Regions from separate parts of the Homo sapiens genome. Here region 1 is linked to region 2. A link is an interaction called in ENCODE POLR2A ChIA-PET data of the cell type or tissue named here. Cell type or tissue: HepG2. All regions are shown on one strand. Links, peaks and the distances in the headings refer to the core of each region. The heading gives the core; the rest is flanking DNA.

Region 1 (2,895 bases), core at 167-2,666, 96 kb before region 2:
CTGGCGTGGAAGAGCTGGGCTGGACGCAGTGGGTGGCGTGGCCTGGGGTGCTGCTCTCCAGCCTTCTTTCTCTTCTTCCTCTTCCTCTTGTTCTTCATCTTCCTCCTCTTGCTGCAGATCCTCCCCCAGGTGGCTCCATTTCTGCTGGTCCCATCTCCCGGAGGCCCTGCCCACAACCCCCTGCCCGCCATCTAGGGGGACCCTGGCGTGGTCCAGGAGAGGGAGTCAAGGCCTGTGTGGGGCTCCTGGGGCTGGAGTCCTGGTCTGCCTTCTGGGGACAGAGACTAGGTCGCCCTGGGCTCCAGCTCTGTGGCCTGGCTGTGTGGGCTGGGCCAGGGCCTCTGCGTCACCTCCTTGCCTGGGCTTCTCACAGTGCAAGCCCCGCAGCCTAGGCCCTGCTGGGTGGTGGTGGGATGGCTGGGGAGGGGCAAGAGCAGGTGAGGAGTCCTCACTGGGGGTGCATACTTTGCATTACAGCTGGGGAGGCTGAGACCCGGGGGGCCACAGCTGGTTCCTGGACTCCAAAGCCCAGGACCCTTCCAAATCCTGCCTGGACGGCACCGTGGCCAGGACCCCAGCCAGCACTTCCCTTTTCTGCGAGGGTTTTCTGTTTCTTTGATTATAAAATAACCCCTGTTGGTGGGGGGAAAAAATTAGCAAAATAAAGAAAAGCAAAAAAAAAAAAGAAAATTAGAATCTCCCGCAGTCTCACACCCTGTGGGCCTTTTGCGTATTTCTTCCCGGGTGAGTTTTCTGGGCATTAACAGATGTTTGCTCTGCAGACCTGGCCTTGTGTCACCCTGGAACTCTGTGCCCAGCTCACCCTTCCGTGGCTTCCTGTGGCCGGGGGCTCCCTCCCCTTCCTGCCCCAGGTCTGAGGTGCCAACGGCTGCCTGTGGCCAGGGGCATCTCCCCGTGGACACTGAGGGAGGAGCCGCGGCAGGGCTGGGCTCTCCCGCTGGGCTCCCTGCACCCTGCGGCCCCGGCCCCAGCCCCACCCCCAGCCATGGGAAGGGTGCACTCCGGAGAGGCCGACGCAGATGGGGCCCTGCCCCTGGCCTGAGCGTGGCCGTCATCTGCTCAGGAGGGTTAAGCTCCTTTGTGCCCCAAGGAGCTTCAAGCCGATCAATACCCGGCTGGAAGTAGGGGGCTGCAGCTGGGGGGGCCCCACCGCCCTGACCCCAGATGGACTTCCTGCTCCCTGCCCAGCTTCTCTGCGGGGGGAGGTCAGGTCAGTGGGCCTCCTGCTTGGCCTTTGGGGCCACCGCCCCTGGGCTCCAGCTGAGGCTGTCCCAGGGCCGGTCTCCCTTCCCGCCCCCACCCTACAGAGGCGGCCTCACCAGCCAGCCTCTGCCCCAGCAGAGTTATTTTTAGCCCCAGCCCCGCCTGCTGCTACCACGGGCCTTTTCTCCGCAGAGAGAGGCGGGTGAGGCCTGAGGGCCTCACCCAGGGCAGCCAGTTCCCCAACCACGAAGGGAGGCAGGAGAGCTTCCCTGTGCGGGCAGGCGTCGCTGACCCTCCAAGGGGCAGAGCAGTGGGGGCTTCCTTCCTTCCTGGGTGTGGCTGGGGGGAGGGGGCTGAAGGCCTGGAGCCGGAGGGGCTTGCCCTAGAGCCCCATAGCCAGGCAGGGGTCAGTGTCCACAGCTGGAGGGGCTGGAGAGGTGAGAGAGATGGTCCCAAGGGAGCTGGGAGGCCCAGGAGTGGGCCCAGTGCTCAACCCGCTGCCAGGCAGGGACAAGACCTGAGAGATGAGAGGGCGGCGGGGGTGACCCTCGGAGGGCAGAGGGCGCCAGGACGGAGAGATGAACGGGGCAGTGGGGTGACCCATGGAGACCCACAGAGAGCAGAGGGGCACCAGGATGGGGAGACGGAGGCCAGTGGGGGCTGAGGGGTCCCGGGGGAGGACTGTAAGGAGCCACATAGTGGCTGCGGTCGGCGTGGCTGGGAGACAGGGGTCCAGGAAGCCCACTGGAAGCTGCCGCCCCGGCTGTAGCTGCAGGGCTCTCTGTGGGAGCCGGGAGCTGGGTGCAGAGCTGCGTCGAGGCTGCCTGAGGCCTGGCAGCCCAGCAGGAGGGGACTTACCCCCACCCCCCCACGGAGGAGAAGGCTCTGGGGCCTGCTGGGTGCAGACGCAGCTGGGATCTGCTTTGGGGAAGAAAACCTAGGCAGGTCACCGAGGCTCTGCCCAAGCCAACGCCTGTCACCTGTCACCGAGGTGTGGGTGTCTGTCCTCCTCCCAGCCGTCCATCCCCCTCCCTCCTGGCCCCGCTCCAGCCCGCAGCCCCCATGGGAGCCCGAGAGAGGACAGTCTCAGCAGGTGGCACAGACAGATGCGGACTCCTCACTGCAGGTCACAAGGCATGTTTTCAGAGACCAGCTGCGGTGAAGATCATCCAGCCCTTGGGCCCCTGATCCGTTTGGATACAGTTTCAAGCATGAATTTCTCCTTTGGTGGTTTGCTACAAAGAGAAGAGTTCTCATGATTTCTTTGGGGTGTTCATCCTATGATTTTGGGGTGAGGATTCGTGACAGAGACAAGCAACAGGAGTCCAGGAAGCCCTCGGGGGAGACGGGAAACAAGTCTTTTTGAAAAAACAGCTTTCTTTGAGACGTAGCTCACATATCATATGATCCCTCCCCTTCCAGTGGACACGTCCATGGCTTTCAGCGTGTTTATAGATGGGCAACATCCCCACGGGCCCTTTTAGAACATTCGCTTCACCTCAGAAAGAAACCCCACAGCTTTTAGCCATCACCCTCCTCCCCAGGCCTAAGCAGTCCCTCATCTGCTTCCGTCTCTGGGGACTTCCCTGTTCTGCGTTCTGTGTGACATGTGGTTGTGTGTGATTTATGATTGTGTGTAACATGCGTTCCATTTCATCCATGTGACATGCG
Region 2 (2,895 bases), core at 197-2,696:
TGCATGGTTCTCCTGCTTGCAAAGGGGACAGTGCCCAAAGCCACTTGAGCCACTGGGAAAGTGGTGAGGGAGAACTGGGGTGTTGGGTGTCTCATTTCACTCTGCTGCACCCCCAGCTCCAGCCAGGGTGGTCGGCTCTCTCTCCATCTACTACAAAGCCTCCTTGACTCTGGAGGGGCCCCCCAGTGCCCATGCCTCTGCAGAAACAAGTGTCCCAGCTCCAGCAGAGCCACCGCCCTCTGCCTTCCACCCTCTGTCCTCTGTCCTCTGCCCTCTGCCCTCTGTCCTCTGCCCTCTGCCCTATGGCTGGCCCTGGCTGTGAAGTGGTCTCCCTCTTCCCCTTTCTACCCGGGGCATGAGGACTGCCAGTCTCACAGGAGGCATTGTGGATCTGGGCTGGAGAGCCTGTGCAGGGCTCCGGCTGTGGTGGGAAGGTGCCTGGCCATGAGACGCATCACTCAGTGCTTCCTTGTGACCAGAAGACGTTGAGGAAGCAACGGTTTGCTCCCAAGGGACTGGCTACCCCACATACGCACGTGTATATATACATGCACAGTTCATGTTCACAATGCACACATGTGTGCTGTGCACAAGCAAACATACGCATATAAGATACAGTGCACACACATGTGCACATCCACACAATATGTGCTCATACATGCATGTACACACATGCACACCATGTACGTCAGCATGCATCTGCAAGTACACAGTGCACAACGCGTGCACACACACACACACACACACACACACAGCTCTCTCCTGATCCTGCTACCCTCCCCTCACCTCAAAGGCAGGATCAGGGGCCTCCCTACCCATGTGATTCAGTGACACATGGCTGGGGCAGGGACCCGCCCCCTTGGCTCCCAGGTACACAGGCACCCAAGTCACCTGCTCCAGAAACCGTCCCAGAGACAAGTTCCCCCGGACCGCTGCACCCGACAAATGGCTGCTGGGGCGAGACCAGCCCGGGGACTTGCCGCGTGGCACCTTGGGGCGCTCAGTAGCAGGGCAAGACGCAGGCACTAGTCTGGCCAGGGCCACAGTGGGGCGGGGGGCGCAGGTGGCCCCAAGCTGGTTGGAAAGAGGGCTCTCAGGTGCCAGGGCACGCCTAGGGGTGAGATCCAAGCCAGCCCCTCAGGCCTCAACAAGGCGGCTCCTCCGGGAGGTGAAGGTCGGGCCACATTCCTGCGGAAGCTGGAATTCTGACATCAGATTTTCCAAGCTAGCTTTGGGGGAGGAGCCGGCAGGGAGCCAGGAGGGAGCCGAGGCCAGCGGGGGGTGGGGCGGGGTGGCTGAGGCTGTTCCAGGTTCCACAGGCCTGAGGTCCTGCTGGCCTCCCCCTGGGCCTGGGCTGCCCACTGGCCGCCTGGAGCATCCCACGCAGAGGGTGACTTTCTCATCCCAGCACTGGCCTGGCTGAGTCACATGGGGGCTGGGCCAGGGGACTCTAAAAATAGCCTGCGCTGGCGCTCGCTGGACCAGCCGGGAAGTTATTATTAGGCTGCGGCAGGGCCTCCTCCTGGGGTGGCCTCTCCTCTCAGAGCCCGGAAGAGGGAGGGGCTCGGTCAAGGCTGTGGGGCTGCCAGGTCACCAGGCCCTGGACACTCAAGCCGGGTCCCTCCGGTGGGGGCAGGGCAGGGGCTGCGCCCTCAGCCTGACTCCCACCCACACGCCCCTTCTTCCTGCGCTTCCCAGGGATGACCAGGCACTGTACGGGGGCAGCTCCTGGTTTTTCTGCCCCGCGAGGACCTGCTGTTCCATCAGGAGGGTGACTTTCTTCCCCTGCCCACCCTGGGGAGTCTCCCACGTCTGTGGGGCCTTTTCTGGATTCACTCTCTGTACCCACTGCTCACGCAGGGCCCAGTGCAAAACAAAACTGCGAGGCCACCCTTCAACAATGACTAAGTATTCGGGGCAAGTATGGGGCCTTGGGGGCAGCCACTCTGGGCCCTAGCTGCACCCCCATAAAGCCAGCCTTGCACCCTGTCCCCAGAAACCACTGACGTGGGGCCTGCAGGGGTGTGAGATACATCAGGGTGCAGCCGTCCCCAGGACACCTGAGCCGAGACCCTGTCTCCATGGAAACAATAGCTACCAGGCCAGCAGCTCCCAGCTCACCGCTGCCGCTCATGTCCAGGCCGTGGTCCTTGGAGTGGTCACTGCTGCGAGGGAAGGAGCCCCCAACAGCTCCCGTGAACCTGACCCTGGAGAGGGAGGCTGTGCTCTAAACCCCTCTCCTGAGTCTTCAGTGAACCCTTGTGCCCCTGGACAGGCACTGTTCTGGGGACGTGCTGGCCCCGCCCTCCCCTGGGCCGGCCCTGCTCAGCCAGGAGGACCACCCTAGTGAAGGCCACTCCCCATCCCCATCTGAGGAGGGTGCACTTTTGCAACAGAGAAAGCCCCAGGCTCAACCCAGTCAGCGCTGCCTCCAGCCCGTGGGACCCAGAACACAGCTCCAGTCCTTCCACTGCAGAGACCCTGGGGGCAGGGCCCGGCCCCAAACGCAGAGACTCAGAGTTCGTGTGGATGGTTGACCCTGAAAGTAGCTTCATGTATTGTCTGATTATAAAAATGATACCCCTTGTAAAAAATACAAACTACAAAAAAGTAAAAGCAGGTTGTGTCCCCCCAAGACCTTTCCCTAGCGGTTCCTACAGCCGCTATGGAGGCCAGCGCAGGAAAAGGCGGGGGTGCGGGCGTGAGGCCAAGTGCACCTGTGATTTGGTCCGGGCACAGCTTGGCGTGTCTCTGTGCTCCTCCCTCTGGAGAAGCCCCGCCTACATTGAAGGGCACGTGGGCCGGTGCCGTAACTTGCTCCACCCAGACCTGCCGATGGACATTTATATCACGTCTGCTTTTTTGGCCGCTGAAACAAGCAGCCGAGGTGCCTTT

What was found. Peaks named below come from ENCODE experiments on the same cell type or tissue, not always from the same donor. Only the 100,000 strongest peaks of a DNase experiment are listed, where the experiment ranks them.
Region 1: POLR2A ChIA-PET joins it to region 2 with 5 read pairs; 2 of 35 experiments call an interaction of 5 or more read pairs at or near these places.

The regions. Positions count from the first base shown.
Region 1 is chr10:132,420,281-132,423,175 of GRCh38, forward strand. No RefSeq gene overlaps it. Among named protein-coding and RNA genes, the nearest start is that of LINC03068, 23 kb to the right of the region's middle. RefSeq lists silencers at 972-1,021, 1,052-1,111, 1,142-1,201 and an enhancer at 1,659-2,562. In HepG2, for the core only: no CTCF peak of the experiment used is centred there; a DNase peak (open chromatin) is centred at 1,361; H3K4me3 peaks cover 947 bases.
Region 2 is chr10:132,515,996-132,518,890 of GRCh38, forward strand. It overlaps LOC107984282 (a long non-coding RNA gene), which reads right to left. Exons shown (of 4, transcript NR_158224.1): 2 at 2,122-2,895. Among named protein-coding and RNA genes, the nearest start is that of INPP5A, 20 kb to the right of the region's middle. RefSeq lists enhancers at 167-674, 675-1,183, 1,184-1,691, 2,200-2,707. In HepG2, for the core only: no CTCF peak of the experiment used is centred there; DNase peaks (open chromatin) are centred at 826, 1,196, 1,536 and 2,326; H3K4me3 peaks cover 1,922 bases.